Linked DNA regions of Homo sapiens: region 2 is linked to region 1. A link is a loop called in an ENCODE intact Hi-C map of the cell type or tissue named here. Cell type or tissue: endothelial cell of umbilical vein. All regions are shown on one strand. Links, peaks and the distances in the headings refer to the core of each region. The heading gives the core; the rest is flanking DNA. Region 1 overlaps GAS2 (growth arrest specific 2). Region 2 has its middle 60 kb from the start of LINC01495.

The links. Hi-C counts contacts between places; a loop is a spot of excess contacts. Peaks named below come from ENCODE experiments on the same cell type or tissue, not always from the same donor. Only the 100,000 strongest peaks of a DNase experiment are listed, where the experiment ranks them.
Region 2: it touches region 1 in a loop (6-fold over the local background); 8 of 110 quality-filtered maps call a loop at or near these places.

What each region holds. Positions count from the first base shown.
Region 1 is chr11:22,779,545-22,790,988 of GRCh38, reverse strand. The region is part of intron 7 of GAS2 (growth arrest specific 2); the gene reads right to left. Among named protein-coding and RNA genes, the nearest start is that of LINC02718, 44 kb to the left of the region's middle. RefSeq lists a silencer at 3,092-3,386 and enhancers at 9,638-9,687, 9,718-9,767. In endothelial cell of umbilical vein, for the core only: a CTCF peak has its summit at 3,217 (motif pointing right); DNase peaks (open chromatin) are centred at 3,228 and 5,468; H3K27ac peaks cover 1,444 bases.
Region 2 is chr11:22,425,823-22,437,266 of GRCh38, reverse strand. No RefSeq gene overlaps it. Among named protein-coding and RNA genes, the nearest start is that of LINC01495, 60 kb to the left of the region's middle. In endothelial cell of umbilical vein, for the core only: no CTCF peak of the experiment used is centred there; DNase peaks (open chromatin) are centred at 4,236 and 4,796; H3K4me3 peaks cover 1,188 bases; H3K27ac peaks cover 804 bases.

The DNA of each region.
Region 1 (11,444 bases), core at 1,040-9,039:
GCTCTCAGTGTTATTTTTATTTCTCCTCTGATGTCCATTTATATAGCTGTTTTATTTCCCAATTATCTTTGACACTCTGAAGCAAAAAACAGGTCTTCTCTGCATATGCTACATTTCAAATTTCTTATTACAATGCAATTTTAATAATCTATATTATCTATCTATATTTAATAATATATCTTTGTTAAGCTTATTCTAATAAAGGATGCTAAGAAAACATACTGAAAGCTGGGTGTGGTGGCTCACGCCTGTAATCCCAGCACTTTGGGAGGCCAAGATGGGCGGATCACTTGAGGGCAGGACTTCGAGACCAGCCTGGCCAACATGGTGAAACCCTGTCTCTACCAAAAATAACCTGGTGACTGAGCGAGACTCTGTCAAAAAAAAAAAAAAAAAAATAGAGAAGAAGAAAACATTGAGGATACTTTCAGCCGAGTCTTTGAGGGCAATAGGTTTTGTGAAAGTGTCCTCATTGGAGGAAATGATATGAGCATCAAAGAAAAGTAGGACATTGTTGGATGAAAAAGTATAAAAATGCTTTCCATCTGAGGGAAATCAGGTGCAGAGGGACAGAAATGTAAAGCAGCATGGCTCTGTACACAGCACTGAGTAGTTCACTATTTTTTTTATTATACTTTAAGTTTTAGGGTACATGTGCACAACGTGCAGGTTTGTTATACACAAATGCGAGAGGGATAGGAGAGGCCCGTCTGAACGCTATTGCAGTGGTCCAGGCTAAAGAGGGTTGACTGCACCAGGGGTGGTGTGGATGTTAGAATCCTTCTCTCAGTGTTCCAATTACCTCACTCTCATCCAATTTCCCACCAGATTTTTGCTCTCTTTTTTCCGGGATGCACTGCTGATTCACAGATGGAGATCATGCCATTGGCTGTAACATGTGTTAGGTAGGTAGAGTAGGTAGGGGTACACATAACCCATTTAACAGAGGAGAAAAGGGAGACAGAAGGAAAATGTGCTTACCAAATATGTTGTCTCTTTCTAATGACTTCCAGAACAGACCCGGAGAGCCATGTTTATGTATCATACCATGTTAGAAAAATAAACATACTTTCTCATAGCTAATGTGTTATAAGGAACCATTTACTTGTTTTATAACTCGGTCAGCATTCTGAAGTAAAATATATATCCGTATATCTCTCTATATAGAGAGATATATATTTCTTTTCTGCTAGTTTCAAAGACTACATTAAAAATACATATCATGGCCGGGCGCGGTGGCTCACGCCTCTAATCCCGGGACTTTGGGAGGCCAAGGCGGGCGGATCATGAGGTCAGGAGATCGCGACCATTCTGGTTAACGCGGTGAAACCCCGTCTCTACTAAAAAAAATACAAAAAAACTAGCCGGGTATGGTGGCGGGCGCCTGTAGTCCCAGCTACTCGGGAGGCTGAGGCAGGAGAATGGCGTGAACCCGGTAGGTGGAGCTTGCAGTGAGCCGAGATCACGCCACTGCACTTCAGCCTGGGCGACAGAGCAAGACTCTGCCTCAAAAAAAAAAAAAAAAAAAAAAGAATATATATATATATATATATATATATATATCTCATATGAGATACACACACATACACACACACACATATATATGTACATATATATGTGTATATGTGTATGTATGCCTATGTGTGTGTGTGTGTTTGTGTGTGTGTGTGTGTGTGTGTGTGTGTATATATATATATATATATATATGAAATCTAGGCATACTGCCCCAGGAAATTGAACTTTTTCTACTTCAGCCAATTAACTACTGACTAGCAATTGATTCCCAAAAGTATCTCCATCAAATTAGTGTCAATCCTGATAACAATGACATGGCATAGGATCTTGTACTTCTTCTCTATTACAGTAATGATCAAGATAATTATATATATAATTATATTTGAATTCTTTTCCCACTACATTGATCTACTTTGGGAAATTATAGGTAAATCATCAGTATTTCCCTAGTGATTGCCACAATTCCTGGCACATAGAGGGATTTAAAATATCTATTAAATGATAATTAATAATTACTGAGTAATTACCTAATTGGTAGACACTGTGATATGGACTTTAAATGCAATATCTCATTTAATTTTTATACTTATTTTGTGAAGGAAATACAATAATTATCTCCAGTTTATGGTTGAAGAAAATGGAATTTTAGATTTTAGTATTAATAGAGATAGTAAATTATTTAATCACAAAATTTAGTAAGTGGCAGAATTGAGATTCAAACTTATACTACTGACTATTATACGATGTTGTCTCTCTCAAATATATAAATGAGGGAATAAGTAATTAAATAGCTTGAATTTGCTGGCAATTCATGAAGCATCACATAAGCTCTGTCCCCAATTAGTACAAACCCTAGATTAATTAAAAATATAAAAATCACTTTTGATCTGTAATTACTATAGTGTGCTTTTTCTATCAGTGGTTCTCAACCCATGAGACATTTGACAATTTCTGCAGACCTTTTTGGTTCTCACAAGTAGGGGCAGGGATACAAGTGCTTACACTGGCATCTAATGGGTAAAGGCCAGCAACCCAGTGAAATCTCCTACAATACACAGGATAGCCCCAGGCCCCAAACAAGGAATCATCTCATTCAAAATATCAAGAGCCTGAGTTTGAAAAATCCTATTCTATATCATATGATTGTTCATATGAAGAAGTCAAATCATACTGAAACTTTTCCTGTCAAAGGAAGAAAAACATATTTTCTTCATATTCTAAATCTCAGTGATAATTTCTTGTTTCTCATGTCTCTTGGCCTCTCCTTTTGGTGTCACTTTTACTACCATGAGCTTAATTAACATGCAAGACTCACAATATAACATTTTACTATAACATAATAACAGTGCAAATAGAGCAGACGTAGTGCTACATTCCTTTTACTTGCAGAGCAGCATATCTTGCTTAAATACAAACTTAAGGAAACGCACACCATTTCATGTTGCAGAGGCACTCCGACACCTTTCAAAAAGATGAGCTACATGACAAGCAAGAAGCCAATAAACCATTCCACTTAAGCCAGCAGCTATTCAAAATTACATACTTTAAAAAGAAATGCGAACCAATAAACTAACACAAACATATCTCAACCATATTTAAGATCTCTTTCAAAAGAACTAACAAGATACCAAGCTGTTTTCCAACCCTGAATACCTGACATTGAAAGAAACTCCTAGCAAAATAGTAGTTATTGAATCTAAGCACTAGGTGGCAGCAGCACATTAAATGCGTGGGTTTGTCCCCGAATAAAAATGCAGTGCTGCATTGTTTAAATTCTATCAGAACTAAAGAAGCAAACGTGTTTTTCCCCCAACGCTTCTCACCAGTGACTCCAATGTATTTTACTGGGCTAAAAACTATTTAGCTGATCTTTTTTCTTTTTCTTTTTTCTTTTTTTTTCGGAATAAATCTACTTGTCACTCCAGCACATATGTTTCTCTGTGTGAAAGTAACAAATATTTAATGTGTATGTGTGTATGTATACACACATACACACAACAATTATGTATACATAACTATGTATATGTACATGCACTGCATATATCGCATATAATTGTATGTTATGCACATTAAATTGATAATAAATACTGAATAATAGGAACAACATTACTTTCTACTGAGCACTTTATCTCATTTAATGCTTCTAGTAACCTTATGAAGAAAAATATTTGCTTTCTCCCTTTGCAGTTTAATTGCCAAGGATCAGAGAGATTGAGCAACCTGTCCAGGGTCACACAGCATAAATAGCTACAGAGCCTGGATTTACGTCATACATTTCAGAAAACTCCAAGTCTGGGAGCTTTTTGAGAGCAGGAATCTTGTTTCATTAGTATCTATTCTCTCTCACCAAATATAGACAAATGCTCAAAAATGTATTATATCAGTTTTAAGAACAATTGTGTATTTTCATGGTGGTGAAGAAAAAGAATTCATGTGGGGAAATGAAAGTGATTATTGGGATGCATGTTAAGATGTGGATTATCAGGCCTCACTTCAGACAAATGAAATCAGAATTTCTTATGGAGGTAGTTTTCTAGAAGTTATCCATGTGATTCTAATATGCATTGTTCAGAATCTATAGGGTAGTGACTATGAGAATGAGATTTTAAGAAGTAGTAGAAGCCTTTCTCACTTCTTTCTGAAAAGTCCTCAAAAATAAAACTGAAAATACCTAACAGTGTGATATTTAGCACTGAAGGAGATACAAGTTTGCACTCACCAACACTGACAATGTCCTACCCATTTGCATCTACTTTTGTGGTCAATTTTGTAACTTCATTGTCAGAGACAGGTATCTATTTTTGTCTATTTCCACACAAGGCCAACATTCATAGAAGTAAACGGTAGATACAATTACAATCATTTCTGTACTACATTGCCGATTATCTTCTAGAAATTCAGCAAATTGTTCAAGACACGTCTTGAGATATGACTTATTACTAATACTATCCTATATTACTATTACTGAAAACCAGTCCTTGCATAGTGGACAGTGATAAGTTCTTTCTGCATGAATAAGTGGATAAACGCTTATCTATCCATACATAAGTAGATTAATGGACATAGGAGGACTTGTTAGGTAATGAGATATGCAGCTGATCTTATTGGTTAATCTTCAAAAACCCACTTCAAGACATTCTCAGTAATTTTTACCAGTATTTCTATCTGGCCAATTGTTTTCAAAAATAATAAAGATTGATGGTGACAGCTCGGATGAAGTTCATTTTCACAATTTTTTTTTATCCAACTCATGTAAATGTAAATCTATTTTCAAAAATAAAAGCCTGGTAAGCTTTGTGATTGTTTTAACAGAACTAAGGGACATAATTAAGAACATTTTAAGCTATTCTGAGGTGGATACCGCAGAAGCAGAATCTGTTTGTGGACAGATAGAACAATAAAAGGGTAGTTCTCTGCTTGGTTTGCTTTGGATTTTAACCAAAACTCCCCTTAGAAAACTAAGTCCTTTAGAAGGATTTATCCAAGAAGTATGCCTTGAATTTATTATATCCTTTCATGTTCAGAAACTGTTTCAGATAACTACATATTACTCACAGTCCATAGCATCATGAAGGTAATTTCTGAATGTGCCAATATGTTGACATCTTCCAGAATTATAATGCCAGTTCCCCGAAAAAAGTACAGCTATCTATGTTTACAGTTTTTGTCCTATACTCCCTTATAGACTTATAATCCTGAAGAGAGCGACAAGGAAGAGGACACTAGAAAACAATCTTTTCAACGAAAGTAGCATATATCTAGGACTTTGAATGGCAAGCAGCTTAGAGCAAAAAACCAAGTGCTGAAGATATAGTTTAAAAAAAAGGTAGAAACATGCTTAGCAAAGAGTCCCCCACAAAACTTGTAATCTGCATAAATTGTCAAGGCACAGCTGTGGAGGTGACAAGGGCATTTCCTGATTCCCAAGACATCAGCAAAGTCCTTTAATCAACACATACATTATTCTGTTCTGTATGTAATATTGTTCTTGAATATTAAGCAGCCAGTGATTCAGTACCATCTGGCACTTCCTGGTTAAGCACAGCTCTGATACAGTAAGAATGTGTCAAGAGTCCAGGAAAGCAGTTTCCAATGAGGACAATGCAACAGAGTGAATCAGACAGGCTAGGTAGGAGTGGGAGAAAAGACACACTCTTCCTTCACCCAGGATGAATGGAAAAAAGAGGAGGTGGTAGGGCATCAAATGCTTTGTGCCACTGACCTTCTTTTTCCATGCGGACTATAAAGATGCACTTTCTGAGTGCTATGGGGGGATTTTTGTTTTTGTTTTTTATCCCTCAGTAATGATGCAAAGTGTGGGAGAGTACATCGGGCTTAGATGACAAAACATCCACGACTCACACAGACCAAGCAAGCTGTTCTTGGCATTCAGAATCTCTACATTTGGAATATGTCTAGTGTGATGGAGGAACACTGGAATTTTTGCTATCCCTTTTCCTCTTTTTGTCCTCTAAGACTGAAGGTGTCCTTGCAATTTAACCACAGGATTGCCTGTGTCAGGTTTACTGGAACCTTCTGTAGCCATGCCAGAAGACGCAAAGTGGTCTTCAAATGAATCTAAACCATGACCTCAGATCTTATAGTTAAAAGCAACAATGAGTTGGGGAAACCAGGTAGAAAGAGAGACAGGAGAAATGTCTCAGAAATGAAAGTGAATGCCTCTACATAGGAATAGAAGAGGGAAGATACACAGAGGATTTAGGCTACTTATGAGAACATATTTGTAGGACTGGGTTTGATTCTGAGGCTCATATTGGAGGAACGACATAGTCATCTTGGAGCATATACAATAAATGTGCATAGGATGGTAAAAAACCTATGAAACCTTGCTTGTGGGGAAAGGCTGAGTGAGCAGCTACCATTTACATTGTGAGCAATGACTATTATATGCCAGGCTCTTAACGTATAATCACCTGGAAGGCAGTTATTTCTATATCCATTCTACAGATAATGAAATTTAGAGTCACAGAAGATTCATGCCTTGCCAACCAATACTATGTGTAGCAGACCTGGGGAGGTTGGTATATGGTAAGGAATATGAACTATCTGACCTAGAAAGTACCTTGAACTTTAGTTAACTTTACTAGTAACTTACTATCATCAATCCAAAGCTTTCCTTCTCATAGTTGAAGACACAGAACCCTTAAATGATATCATTACTTTCCCAAGATAGTTTATAACAGAAAATACAAACACAGAATCAGTTGAGTCTTGACTTCATTCAGCACTGCTTCCCATTTACAGATTCAACACTATTCCTATCAAACTACCAATCATTTTTCACACACATAGAAAAAGCTGAAATTCATATGAAACCAAAATGAGTCCAAATAGCCAAAGCAATCCTAAGCAAAAAGAACAATGCCAGAGGAACCATATTACCCAACTTCAAACTATACTACAAGGCTACAGTAACCAAAACAGCATGGTCCTGGTACAGAAACAGAACTATAGACCAATGGAACAGAACAGAGAACACAGAAATAAAGCCACACACGCACAATCAACTGATCTTTGACAAACTTGCCAAAAGTAAGCAATGGGGAAAAGACGCTAATTCAATAAACGCTGCTTGGATGGCTGGCTAAGCATACACAGAAGAACGAAACTGGACTCCTTCCTTACACATATACAAAAAAACACCCAAGGTGGATTAAAGACTTAAATATGTCTCAAACTGTAAAAATCCTACAAGAAAACCTAGGAAATATCCTTCTTGACATGGGGATTGGAGTAAAAACTCACAAATGGCAAAGGAAGAATTTCCCCTCCTCCCAAAGGGGTGCTAACTCAAAAAAAGTAAGTAAGTGGGATCCTTAAAGGGCCAGAGTGAGGCCCTATGCAGTTGTACAAACTACTTCAAAAGTCACTGGAAAACTTGGCCTGGGGAGTGGGGTAACAGGAACGAAAAGCATATGGCAAGTCATAAGGAGCCTTTGCAAAGAAATTATGGCTAAGTCCTCAAGAGCATTGCAATAAAAGCGAAAATTGATAAGTGGAACCAAATTAAACTAAAGAGCTTCTACGAAAGAAGAGAAACTATCAAGGAAGTAAACAGACATGCTACAGAATGGGAGAAAACATTCACAAGTTATGCCTCTGATAAAAGTGTGATATCCAGAATCTATAAAGAACTTAAAGAATTCAACAGGCAAAAAACAAATAGCCCCATTAAAAAGTGAACAAAAGACATGAATAGACACCTCTCAAAAGAAGACAAACAATGGCTAACAAACATGAAAAAATGCTCATCATCACTAATCATCAGAGAAATACAAATCAAAGCCACAATGAGATGCTATCTTGTACCAGTCAGAATGGCTTTGTTATGTCAAAAAGAAAAGGACGTTGGCAAGCCTGCAGAGAAAAGGGGACATTTACACACTGTTGGTGAGGTATGTAAATTAGTCCAGCCTCTGTAAAGACCAGTTTGGAGATTTCTCAATGAACTAAGAATTGAACCACTATTTGACCCAGCAATCCCAAGACTGGGTATGTACCTAAAGGAAAATAAATCATTCTACCAAAGGAACACATGCATGTGTATGTTCATTGCAGCACTATTCACAAGAGCAAAGACGTGGAATCAACCTAGGTGGCCATCAGTTGTAGATTGGATAAAGAAAATATGGTACATATATACCATGGTACGTAGACACTATACGGCCAAAAAAAAAAAAAAAAAAGAACAAAATCACATTATTATTATTATTTTTTTTTTTTTTGCAGCAACATGGATGCAGCTGGAGGCCATTACCCTAACCTAACTAACACAGGAATAGAAAACAACGTACTGTATTTTCTCACTTATAAGGGAGAGCTAAATTCTGGGTACATGTGGACATAAAGATGAGAACAATAGACACTGGGGACTACTAGAGGGGAAAAGGATGTGGGGGCAAGAGCTGAAAAACTCCCTGTTGGATACTATGCTTACTACCTGGATGATGGGTTCAAGTCATACCCCAACCTCAGCACTGGGCAATATAGCTTTGTAACAAACCTACACATATACTCTCTGATTCTAAAATAAAAGTTGAAAAAGAAAGAAAAAACACAGTACTTTCCAATTGGTTCACAACTAAGGAACCCCTTAACTTTATTTTTCTTTTAAACTTCTGGTTTCGAAAGAAAAATAATGATAATGATGCTACTACTGCTTCTGTTGCTGATGATAACTCTCCATCATTAAGAGGCTGTCCTCTCTAGCTCTCACAACAAATCTGTCTAATTAATACTATTAATCCCCTTTATATAGATGAGGGAATTCATTCCCACAATAGTTGCATAACTTACTCAAAGTGACAAAACAGTCAGTACCAGGGTTCCATCTTACAATTCCTTCCAATATTTGCATTATTTTTCACACACACAGTGCTGAAAGACTTTATCAGCAAATGTTATTCATTAGTAAATAACTTGGTCCCCATTTTAACTAATAAAAAACATATACATGAAATGCAGACCATCAACTGATTAGTATAAAGAAACAATTTTTATATTAATTTGGCCGAAAGCATGGTATCTGGTGAGTCCATGCAACATAGCCATTGGTAAAGGTTCAAGTTCCATTGTCTTTCTAAAACACTGAAATTAGCCTATGAATCCCAATTTTTATAAGCACAAGACCCAGGGATCTAGACAGTCCTAGAGGGGAACTGCTTTGTTACATTACAGTATCATAAAAAACAATTCCAAAAAATATAATATTTTTTGGACCTTATAATGTGTTACACCGAGTACCATAATAAACCTCAGGGAGTTTACCCACATTATCTTTAGCTCCAAACACAGACTAACAATTATGATTTTCTTTCAATCAAGGTTCCCAGTGAAAATCTATAAGTTGTTAAAGAGGTTACTAATCTCTTCCTATAGAAAGAAAGGCACCATAACCATGCAAGAGATCATGAGCACTGAACTTGTTTCTCTCAGAGAGAAAAATTACAAAAGAGAAATGATAGATGGTGCTTGCTAGAAATTTTAATTAAACCTGTGAATGAAAAGTCTGAATCAGGCTGAGTGGCAGCTGCACTCATACATGACCTGCTTCAGTAGCAGAGGCGGGAACATGTCAGGAAATAGATATTCTGTGAGAAAAGCCATAATACCCTTGAGTTTCATTTAATCTAACTCTCCACGTGGCCTAGTTCTGAAGGGCCTTCTAGGAGACCCCCCATCCCCACCTCAGTGAATAGCTCAGAATACAAAGAAATCTCCTCTTGGTTGCTAAGTGACCATAGAGTGTGGACCACAGGATGTCTGTAGTGTGTGTGGGCTGTCCCTTGTTTGCCAAAGGACAGCAGACTCTGCCACTCTGCAACTTCCGGTTTTGCTGCAGTAATTAAGCAAATTGTCTGCCTCTACTCTGATCTGCTTTTTTTCTCAGGTTCTCACCTCTTAATCTATCTAGTCTGGGGGGATGTTATGAGGTCAAATGCCCTAATTCAGAATGCTTTGCTTTGTAAATGGTCAAGATGCTGTGATTATCTTTTTAAAATTTATGAACCACATTTACTTTATCATACTTTTTGAAATTTACAGACATAGAAGGCTGATTGAATTTAATCCTGAATCTAGGATTAAGCTGTTTCCAAATCAATACATTTCATCAGAAAAACATTCTATTCCTTATAAAAGCCATCTTTTTCTCCATTTTTTTGCCTGAGACACAGAACCACCTTGGACCATATGTGTCTGAGACCTACCACCAGTGATGGCAAAGTATTGAGCTGGAGTAACTGAGTCTGTGGGGACTTCAAGGAGCAGAGTCATCAAACCACTCTGGAATTTTATGATGAAGAAGCAATCTTTTACCTTCTTTAAGTAACTACTGCTTGATTGGTTTCTGCTACTAATAGAAAAATCTTACAATCTTTTTTTTTTTTTTTTTTTGAGACAGAGTCTTGCTCTGTTGCCCAGAAAGAGAGACAGTGGTAGGTCTCAGACACATATGGTCCAAGGTGGTTCTGCTCTGTTGCCCAGGCTGGAGTGCAGTGGCACGATTTCGGCTCACTGCAGCCTCTGCCTCCCAGGTTCAAGCAATTCTCCTGCCTCTGGCTTCTGAGTAGCTGGGACTACAAGTGCATGCCGCCACGTCTGGCTGATTTTTGTATTTTTAGTAGAGACGGGGTTTCTCCATGTTGGCCAGGATGGTCTCGATCTCCTGACCTCGTGATCCACCTGCCTCAGCCTTCCAAAGTGCTTGGATTACAGGCATGAGCCACGTCCAGCCCTCATAGCTAATCTCAACCCTAGCTAGTGAAATTACTTTTCTATTTTTCAGAGTTCCCCAACTTCCCAAAATCCTGTATTATGTCTAAACAGTACCTGTTTGTTTTAGCTCAATTCATTTGATAAATAAATATTAAGCAACTCGTATATACTACGCAATGTACTAGAGAGTACACCACACTGGGAAGAGAGCAACAATCAACTCCGAGTCAACTCTTAAGGTCAAAAGCGTAAAGAATGGAAGAAAACACAGCAAAGATTATGACATCATGAATGTCATGAAAGAAAATTACAGGGTGCTTGGGATCAGTATCCCTTAAAAGGGAGACCTAATCTAACAGTGGCCTAATTTGGGGAGGAAGGTTGGTTGGTTGTAGGACAGGACATTGGGAGTAACCACTAAAAAAAATTAAAATGAGATGTTAGAAAATGGATAGAGAAAGGAGGTACATTCCAGAAAGAGTTACTGTAATGCTTTCTTTTTGTTTGTTTGGTTTTTTTTTTTGTTTTTTGTTTTTTGACACGGAGTTTCACTCTTTGTTGCCCAGGCTGGACTGCAGTGGCACGATCTTGGCTTACAGCAACCTCCACCTCCCAGGTTCAAGCAATTTTCCTGTCTCAGCCTCCCAAGTAGCTGGGATTACAGGTGCATGCCACCACACCTGACTAATTTT
Region 2 (11,444 bases), core at 1,669-9,668, 350 kb after region 1:
CCCTTACCAAGTCTCTCTTGTAATTGAATTGCTTTTCCTTTATATTTGATACTTAAACCAACAAATAAAAATGTTTTATTTCCAAATCATTTCAAATGTTGCAAGGCAGCAACCAGAGCAAATGTGACTCAAATCATCACTAAAGAATATGTTCATGGGAGTGTGCACATGAAACATTGCTGAGTAGTTGTAGAATATAATAAAAAAGGGCACTGTGCCTCCTACACTTTGCCATCACAGTGCTCAGGGCAATACCTATTTCACACCAATTCCAATGCCCAGGGAAACACCCATGATCAGTGTTGGCTTTAAGCACTGAGTAGCTACTTAGGGTGGTAAGCTCCCCAGCTTCTAGCATATAGCAGAGGATCAATAAATAATCATTGAATGACTAATTTTCCACAATGTCAGTACATATTTCAAGCATTCACCATGAGTATGGCCCCTCTAATCTGGAAACAATATGCTTGTGCTGAAGACCAAACAAATCCTGCGGTCTGTAGCACAGAAGCTTAAATTCGTAAATCCTGGAGGTTTACGTACTTCTGTTTGTAAAGATGATAATATTTTACCTTTAGAGAGATGTTACATCCAGATCACTGCTGTCAGATGAAAATATTGGCTTAGCCTACAGCCCTACTACAAAATATAAAATGGTAACGTCTAGAGAAAACAAACACATTATCATTTGGAGGGAGGGGTGTGCTTAGGAAAGCAATAAAGAAGCCGGATAACTAACTTAAACTGAGTTAATAATGGAAGGTTTAAAGTATCCTAATTGCTACTGTCTGAATGTGTTCCCCCAAAATTCATGTGTTCAAACCTAATCACCAATGTGATAGTATTAGGAAGTAGGACCTTGGGAGGTGATTAGGTCATGAGGGAAAAACCTTCATGATGGGATTAATGCCCTTGTAAAAGAGGCCTCAGATGAAGGTTGGGGTGAAATCATAGCATATAGCAGATGCTACAAGATGGTACCACTGCACTCCAGAGCAAGACTCTGTCTCAAAAAAAAAGAGGTCTCCGAAAGCTGTCTTGCACCTTCCACCATGTGAAGGACACAGCAAACAGTTGCCACCTATGAGCCAGAAAAGGGGCCCTCACCGGACACTGCATCTGCTGGTGCTTTGATCCTGGACTTCCCAGCCTCCAAAACTGTGAGAAATGGATGTTTGTTTATAAGCCACCCCATTTATGGTATTTTCTTATAACAGCCTGAATGGACTAAGCACAAATTATTGCATTTTGTAGTTATTTTTCCCCACCCTTGATATTACTCTTTTATTTCTGTATTTCAATACATGTATTATCCACACATTAGCACAAACTAAGTGCTTAATAATTTTTGTTGAATTAACTTCATACACTGGTTGTCCCATTATGGTTTGAGGATCCCTGGAGGTAGTGGTGTGCTGGAGCAGCTTCTGACATCTCTTGAGGACCCACTGTCAAATTTTATTTATTATTATTATTTTTTTATTTTATTTTATTTTATTTTATTTTATTTTATTTTATTTTATTTTATTTTATTTTATTTTATTTTATTTTATTTTATTTTTTTGAGACAGAGTCTCATTCTGCCGCCCAGGCTGGAGTGCAGTGGCGCAATCTAGGCTCACTGCAAGCTCCGCGTCCCGAGTTCACGCCATTCTCCTGCCTCAGCCTACCGAGTAGCTGGAACTACAGGTACCCGCCACCACACCAGGCTAATTTTATTTTTTTTGTGTATTTTTAGTAGAGATGGGGTTTCACCCTGTTAGCCAGGATGGTCTCAATCTCCTGACCTCATGATCTGCCCACCTTGGCCTCCCAAAGTGTGTATTTTATTTTATTTTAAGTTCTGAGATGTATGTGCAGGATGTGCATGTCTGTTACATAGGTAAACATGTGCCATGGTGGTTTGCTGTACCTATCAACCCATCACCTCGATATTAAGCCCCACATGCATTAGCTATTTATCCTGATGCTCTCCCTCCCCCAACCCCCAGCAGGCACCAGTGTGTGTTGTTCCCCTTCCTGTGTCCATGTGTTCTCATTGTTCAGCTCCCACTTATGAGTGAGAACATGTGGTGTTTGGTTTTCTGTTCCTGTGTTAGTTTGCTGAGGATAATGGCTTCCAGCTCCATCCATGTCCCAGCAAAAGACATGATCTTGTTGCTTTTTATGGCTGCATAGTATTCCATCATAAACATGTACCACATTTTCTTTATCCAGTCTATCATTGATGGGCAATTAGGTTGATTCCATGTCTTTGCTATTGTGAATAGTGCTACAATGAACATACACATGCATGTACCTTTATAATAGAATAATTTTTATTCTAATATCCAGAATCTACAAGGAACTTAAACAAATTTACAAGAAAAAAAAACAAACCTTTCAAAAAGTGGGCAAAGGACATGAACAGACATTTCTCAAAAGAAGACATGTATATGGCCAACAAACATGAAAAAATACTCAACTTCACTGATCATTAAGGAAATGCAAATGAAAACCACAATGAGATACCACTTCACACAAATCAGAATGGCGATTATTTAAAAATATAGAAACAACAGATACTGGCGAGGCTGTGAAGAAAGAGGAATGCTTTTACACTGTTGGTGGGAATGTAAATTAATTCAACCATTGTGGAAGACAGTGTGGCGATTCCTGAAGGATCTAGAACCAGAAATACCATTTGACTCAGCAGTCCTCACTGTCAAATTTTAAAGAATTTTGTGAGTCAGTCCTTAAACATAATCATTATTAAAAAGTATATTATAAAAACGTCAATTAAACAAATTATATTAACGTAAAGATAATAAATATTCACAACCCATCATTTCCTAATCATTTTACTACATTTTATTACAATCTTGTTAGGCTCTTGTGGTTATTTCTAGCTGTTGTATTTGTATGGTAGAAATACTATAGAATAATGTGCTACTGCCTGTCTTTTCCCAACTTTGCATTACCAGCCATGTTGGGAGTATTTACACCAGAGAAATTGGCAGTGCTACAAAGTGGGCTTTCTCTTCAATGATGAACTGGTTATTAAAACACTCTCCACAAGTGGAGCAGCACACCTCTTATTGAGAGTTCTCAAGACTCTTTCTGGTACCAGGTCCTCTCTTTTGGTATGAGTGGCTAGATTTCTTCATGTATGTTAATCAAAGCAACACATTAAAACAGATTGAATGCAGAAGCAGAGATGAGACTCGAACTATAAGCTCCACACTAATTTTCAAAAAATGGAAATCTATGTATCCCTTCTCATTAATTTTCTTCTTCATAAAAATGAGTTATTTGGGTTATCATCTAATGTTTTATTGCTATTTTAAAATGAATTAATAAGTATTTTTATTCCAAATTTTGCATTTTAGCATGATAAACAGTGATAGATACAGTTCACAAAAACGAAAGCCCTTAGGGTCCTCAATAATTGAGAGTGTGAAGGAGGCTGAGATAAAAAGTTTGAGAATCATTCATTTTTCAATGCAGTTAATTCCATATCTCGCTTTTTTTGACTTAGCGTAGTTAAACCAGAAAAGCAGGTCTGTATTCCTACGGCTTTGTGACCTTGGTAAGTTAATTCTTTACCTCTTCAAATCTTTATTTCTCCAACTGTGAAAAGGCAATGTTAGAAAAGATTTTGTCTCACGGAACCATTTTTTAGCTTTTAGTTTCTGTAACTATGAGAATTATAAATGAACTTTGCTCCTAGCTTGAGGGCAGTGAAGTTATTTCTGCTTTGTCATCCTTTTTATACCTCCAAATCCCATCATCACTGCCTTTAACAATCTTTTCTGCCTAAGTTCTTCCCCCCACCCAAAAGATTTTTCATTGGATTACATCACTGTACAGTAATTACAGAAGTTACTATTTCCAGTTGTCAAAAAAACCAGTTCTGCACTAAACTGCATGCCATGTAGCACATACAAAACACAGTGCAGACAAAGAAAATGCCACAGTTTAGTGTCACCCCATCCATCAGGTGGAAAAATGAAATGCCTAAAGCAGGCAATGCGACCGAATTTAATCAAGCATACTATTACTCAGGCCCTGCCTTGCATCTCCCCACTGCAGCGGAGTGAAATAGAAAGACATGTGCTGCCTGTGCATTTTCTCTTTTCTGTGAAAACACCACGGATTAGTATCTGCTTGGCGTCCTTAACCAATGTGTGAATACGTGTCTTAATTCCAGGCTAGTGCGCGTCTGCTTTGCCTCCGAAATCACTGCGGCAGAATACAAATAATGTATGAAATAAAAAGCCTTTGCCAAGTGCGCCAAGACTACAGCCTTCACTTACGAATCACATCTGCGTCTCCGTTTTCTTTACGCACCCGCAGTAGGATCAAGATGTGAGATCGCAACCCAGTCTGCCGGGAATTTAATTTCCATTTCCCCTCCCAACATCAAACCACCACGAAAACCAACCCTTCCCGGCGCGAAGCTGCAAGTAAGATGGGGAAGGCCAAGGGACCGCGTGGCGAGCCCGCACTGTGGGGCGCGCCCGCCTCCCGCCGCAGACCCTGGAGTGAACTGGGCTTCACTGAGGCCTGAGCCGGGAAGAAGCCAAAGAATAAGAGATGCGATAAAATGGCTGCCAGGAGGGGGTTTCTGTATGCTAAGGGCAGCCTGCCTTCCCCAAGGGATCCAGTGTGCTTCCAGCCCGGCTCCAGGCAGCGGCCGAGACGCCTCAAATTTGGGCCGCATCCCAAGGCCAAGGAGAGGCGACTTCCACAGCTTCATTTAGCTCTGCAGAAAGTCACCTCCGCCCCCACCCCCATGCGGCACGTGCGGCAAGCCATCACCATGGCAACCTTCCTTTCTGCCCCTCTCTTGTTATTGAACAGCTGAGACACCCAGCGTCCCTGAACTTGTTACTGCACAAGTTAATGCGGTCCTCTGAGGGCTTGGTTTCCTAACTATTGTTCTTTGGGCAACTGACTGCTTCCTGAAACAAAAAACAAAACAAAACAAAACCCTATGCGTGTGTCTCAGACGTTCTCCCCACCACTCCTGGCCCCAAATGTCAGCGAATCTGGTCATTCTCCTCCTAGGAGGCGCAACAGAATAAACTGGAAGGAAGCAAGGATTCATGTCCAACCCTTATTTACTGACACTAATGTTGGAACCATTTTGACGTTTGCAGCCTTCAGTTTCACTAGATATAAACCATTAATAGTTATATGACTACCTCTTATATATGGTTGGTGAGTGAGCAAATTGATGCAGTCTTCCTGTGGGCAACTTTTTCAAGAAATAAATAGAGGTTTGAACAAAATATAGCTACAAAGATACTCATAGGAGCAAATGGTTATAATAGTTGTTTTTAAATCAAGCTAAATGTAAGAAAACGGTTGAAGAAATGAATACAATGAGATAACCACTGGGTGATGCAATTACAGGTGACTTTTTCCTTATACTTTCTTTGACAATTATAAAAATTATATAAGAACAAAAACATGTTTTGTTTTATTGTTTCAACATGTCTGATGTGGTTTATAAACATATAAATGAATCTTTACTTATAGATTATACATAAAAGTATTTTCCTCAAAGGAAAGTGTGAAGATTAAAATGGAAGAGCTCTGGATCACTTGGATCATTTGTTATTGTTTTTGTTTCTTTCCCCTCAGATATCTAAGTATTTGCATTTGGTTTGGGAAAAATTATTTTTAATTATTTATGTTCTACCAAAGAAAACAAAATGATTTTCCATTGAACACATAATAATATTAAGAAATACTCAAAATCACCTTATTGTCATAAACCTTCATTAAGGATAAAGGCTTTCATTTTGTTCTTATTCTCTGGCTATAGAATTTCAATTCAAAGAGCAGTTGTTGTTTTAAAATGGAAATTCATGAGTGCTGAGAGGCCTGGCTGCAGAGCCAGATTGTGCTCAAAGTGGAATCCTTCAAAACCGCCTTCTCTGAGGTCCCTGCACCCCAGCCCTGGAACGGCAGGGAGTAGCTTGCCATATCATTTACACAGAACTGCGTGATCCTTCAGGGAAACCACTCTCTTCCCATTGTGGGTAAGAGTGAACCTGGCTGTTGTCAAGTAGCCTGTAAGAAGCCCTGCAGTATCACACTCAAGGCACCTCATCTCTGAGGAGGGCTCAGGGAGCACCCAGGCCTGACCAACAGCTGCAATTAAATCAGGGCCTTTTAAGACTTGAGAAATGCTCACTTTGAATTATTCTGAAAGAAAAAAAAATCATAGACCCGGGCAAAAATTTAGCTACGCGAATTTAGTTTTTATACTATTTTATAACAGTAAAATTTTAGAATCCACATAAATGTCGAAGAATTTAAAAAAAAATCTGTGTTACAGCTGGATGATAAAACTATATGCAGCCATTAAAATTGAACATATAGGAGAATATGCAGTCATGTGGAAAAGTGCTCACTGTGCAGTGTTAAGTGAAAAGAAAGGCATGTTAAAAATAGAATGTACTTCATGACCCAATTTTTATAAAATATTTTGTAATGCACACAAGATTTAATGTGTTACAAACATTACTTGAAATTTAAGCTCCAAAATTGAGGGTTGCCAGTTGTATTTTTTCTTTTGCCTTCTCTAATAAGTCAATTAATAATAAGGTATTGATGGCTGAAGTGATTATTAATAGGGCATTAATGAGAGAGAGTGTATTTTATTAGTACCCAGGAAATGGTACTACACACTCTGATGACTTTTCTGGAATGCATTTTGCAGACACTTCAAAACATTTCCAAAGCATACATTTTATAAGCTTAGTAATTAGAGGATGATAGATTGCCTGAGTCACTTTACCCACTTCACATATCCATTCATCTGGACTAAAGCGTTTGCGCCTTGTGTTTCTTTCCAACCTAAGTTTTGGAGCACATATAACACAATTTTCCTGAAGACATCTGTTTACAACATTGAAAAGATTAAATCAAGCTAAGGATTGTCCAGGCACCTAGTAAGCACATTCTAGTATCCTCAGAGTGCACGTGTGCTCTGGATTCAGATCTGATTTTCCATGAACCCCTCATTTATAATTGGAGAAGCAGTTGCCCACATGACTCTATAATGGAAAATCCACAAAGGCTATCCCCTCAGGGTGGATGGCCAAGCTTTGCAGCCCAGCCCAGCAGGCCCTTTATTTCCTGGTTCCTGCTAACCTCTTCATGTCTCAACCCTGCCTTTCCCACCTTCTGTGCTCAGCCACAGTGAGACTATCACAGTGAACACAAAAGGAATCTTCCTATGGGCTGAACATTTTTATGGTTAGCCAAACAAATCTATGGGGTAGATATTACTCTACTAATATTCCTCCCATTTTACATATGGAGACACTGAGGGACGGACAAATCAAACAATCTCATCATCCACAGTTCCTATCATTTACAATTAATAAGTATTAGGATGTGAACCCAGGAAGCCTGGCTCTTGATCTTAACTGTTATATCTCCACCGAGGTAGCATGTAGATTCCCAAATTAATTTTTAACTTCAGTGATTTTCTGCTTCAACCCTTCTGCGTAGGCTTCTTCTGTGTAGAAGTTCTTTCCACTTAGCCAAACTCTCATTCTTCTTTCAAAACACAGATATAATATATCTCCTCTGGAGAGTCTTCCTCAGTGCTCCCATATGTGCCTCTGTCGTGGTTCTTATCACTTTGCTGTAAAGCATGATTTACCTCCTGCCTCCACCATGTGTCTTCAAAGACAAGTTTCAAATTTCTATTAATTTTTATACCTCCAGTGCCCAGCACAGTGTCTGACACATAGGAGGTACTTAATCACTTATGCATGTATGAATGATTACGAACAGCACCATAGAGTTCTGCTTGCCGAAAACTATCATCTTTAATGTCCCACCATAACAGCCACTGTAACACCATTGGAGTTGGTGTTATGCAAACAAACACTGGACAGGTATCCAGAAGAACAGTGCAGTGCCAGCTCCTAAAGAACAGGCTTTTCCTTGGTGGGCTCTAGTTAAATGTGGACATATCCTTCGGGAGGGGAGAGAGAGTGTTAAGAAGAACTATTAAGATATTATCAGGCATTATTTTTGACAATTTGTCAGGGCCCCAAAACGGTGGGACAGAGGATGAGTAAATCTGATATCGGGCTTAGGGCTTGGCCAAGAAAACACACCTGTTTAATGGGGCACTGTACTCTGCAACCAACACAAAGAACCAGAGATGTCTACCTAGGACAGTTGACACTTCCCCTGTCTCACAAGTTTCATCAAGACAGTCTTGAAATTCATGGCATATTCATGTCAATGTTCTTAAATAGTAAACAATTACTTTTGCTCATTTTAGCCAGGGCAATAGTAGGACAGACTGAAACAGTAGAAAACAACTGATATTTATGCATTAAAAGCAATACTTAATGAATATTCAACATAAAAGCATGTTTCTGCTTGCATCATTCTTACTATTTGCATCATTTTCCTATTAAAGTCTGTATCTTTTTTTGCCAAATAGTTTATTATTATTATTATGCTTTAAGTTCTGGGATACATGTGCAGAACGTGCAGGTTCCTTACATAGGTATACATGTGCCACGGTGGTTTGCTGCACCCATCAACCCGTCATCTACATTAGATATTTCTCCTAATTCTATCCCTCCCCTGCCTCCCACCCCTTGACAGGCCCCAGTGTGTGATGTTTCCCTCCCTGTGCCCATATGTTCTTATTGTTCAACTCCCACTTATAAGCGAGAGCATGCGGTCTTTGGTTTTCTGTTTCTGTGTTAGTTGGCTGAGAATGATGGTTTCCAGCTTCATCCATGTCCCTGCAAAGGACATGAACTCATCCTTTTTTATGGCTGCATAGTATTCCATGATGTATATGTGCCACATTTTCTTCATCCAGTCTATCATTGATGGACATTTGGGTTGGTTCCGAGTCTTTGCCATTGTGAATAGTGCTACCATAAAGCTATGTGTGCATGTGTCTTTATAGTAGAATGATTTATAATCCTTTGGGTATATTCCCAGTAATGGGATTGCTGGGTCAATTTCCCCTATTTAATAAATGGTGTTGGGAAAACTGACTAGGCATATGCAGAAAACTGAAACTGGACCCCTTCCTTACGCCTTATACAAAAATTAACTCAAGATGGATTAAAGACTTAAACCTAAGACCTAAAACCATAAAAACCCTAGAAAGAAAACCTAGGCAATACCATTCAGGACATAGGCATGGACAAAGACTTCATGACTAAAACATCAAAAGCAATTGCAACAAAAGCCAAAATTGACAAATGGGATCTAATTAAACTACAGAGCTTCTGCACAGCAAAAGAAACTATCTTCAGAGTGAACAGGCAACCTACAGAATGGGAGAACATTTTTGCAATCTATCCATCTGACAAAGGGCTAATATACAGAATCTACAAGGAACTTGAACAAATTTACAAGAGAAAAACAACCCCATCAAAGGTGGGCGAAGGATATGAACAGACACTTCTCAAAAGAAGACATTTACGCGGCCAACAAATGTATGAAAAAAAGCTCATCATCACCGGTCATTAGAGAAATGCAAAACAAAGCCACCGTGAGATATTATCTCACGCCAGTTAGAATGGTAATCATTGAAAAGTCAAGAAACAACAGATGCTGGAGAGGATGTGGAGAAATAGGAACACTTTTACACTGTTGGTGGGAGTGTAAATTAGTTCAACCATTGTGGGAGACAGTGTGGCGATTCCTCAAGGATCTAGAACCAGAAGTGTCTGTATTTTTATTAAAATAAAGACATTATCTCAAATGTCTTTTGAATAAACCTGGGAATAAATAATTATATAAGATGAAAATAAACATCCTGTTGTTTCATTTTGAGGGACTGGTTTAAACTTTGCTTTGAGTGTTTAGGTTTATTTGTGATCACGTTTATAAGGGAATCTAGTATATCTTCACAGATGTCAAAACAAATGCTTTGAAAGAAAGTGTCAAAATCCTAGGAGACTCATGTCTACTGATTTGGAAGAAAACAAAAAAGATTTTCATCCAAACATATTTCCTGCACTTTAATTATAGAAATTTAAATATGGGATTTAAAGTTTCATTTGACCATTGTTGAAAATTTTATTTTGTGTTGTAGTGCTATTTGCACATTTAAAAAGTTATTTTTTGAAGTTTTGCAAAGTTCTCATAGATATCTAGTGACTCCTTGTGGAGTTTCCCTGCACACATAATAATTCACTAAAAAGGTTAAGAAATCACAGAGTCTCAGAGTTGAAGGGACCGTAGAAGTACTTAATGCCAACTTCCACCCAGTTGGGTGTCTATTTTGCAATAACCATGAAAGATGGTCAAAAATGTCTGATGACAAGAAGGAGTCTTTTGGATTGCTGCCTACTTTCTGCTCTTCTAATGGTGACAAAGAGTTACAAATTGTGCTGCAGTTTTCCTGGGATTTTGTCTCAGAGGTAATCATTTCAACAAGGCTCAGAATCAAAGTAAAAAGAAGAAAATTTCACATTGGCCAAAATCTATGATGCCCATTGTGATTCTATGGAGAATTAGATCCTCATGGAAGACTTGATTTCACTTAGAATCCAAGAAATTCACGTTCCAAGTACAAAGAGGTGTGTCTAACCCCCTGAGCCCCAAGAAACAATATCCCTTTTACTCTCAAATTGTACCATTACTTTATGGGGTTTTTTTGCCTTTCATTAATATCCAATAATCTTGGTAATAGATACCTGTCATTTGGGTCTCTCAGTACCTAATCTCTTGCCCTGATAGTACCCTAATCACCTTTTGCGGAACAACTTTCTCCTATGTTGTGTGTAGTCTACATGGCACAGTAAAACTGATTGCCCACTTTACACACCTGAAGCTTCAGTATAGCCATTATAGTCATGAGATAATAAAGACATTATCTCAAATGTCTCACAGTGGGTGACCTGAAGCTTCGGTATAGTCGGGTGGTTATAAAAGCCAATGAGACAGCTTCTCCCAGATCACTGAATCTTAGGCAAGAAATAAAAACCATAAGAAGCCATTTAAAACTGTCATTGCACCAGTGTTGCCCAGTCAGACTCTTCCAGCTTTGAGGCCATCTCTTCACTTTACGGAGGCACCTTGGATCTTGCCTGGTTTCAAGCCTGGTTCTTTGGGCTTTCGGTCCTTTCTTGACATTCCTGAATCCTTCCAACATATTCCCCCTTTTAAAAAAGTTAACCACATTCTAAAATTGATCATGGTTATGTTTGCACCTCTGTGAAGGTACAAAAAAATGCAAAATTGCACACTTTAAACAGATGAATTATTTGGTACAGGAGTTATATCTCAATAAAGTTCTCTGTCTCACACACACAAAATCAGCTAGAGTTGGTTTCCATTGTTTAAAACATAATAAGATCTAATTGATATTCGACTCCTGTCAAAATGCAAATATCTGAGCTGTAAAGGATTTCATATCTCATGTCTTTTTAACAGTGGGTTTACCAGGAAAAAGT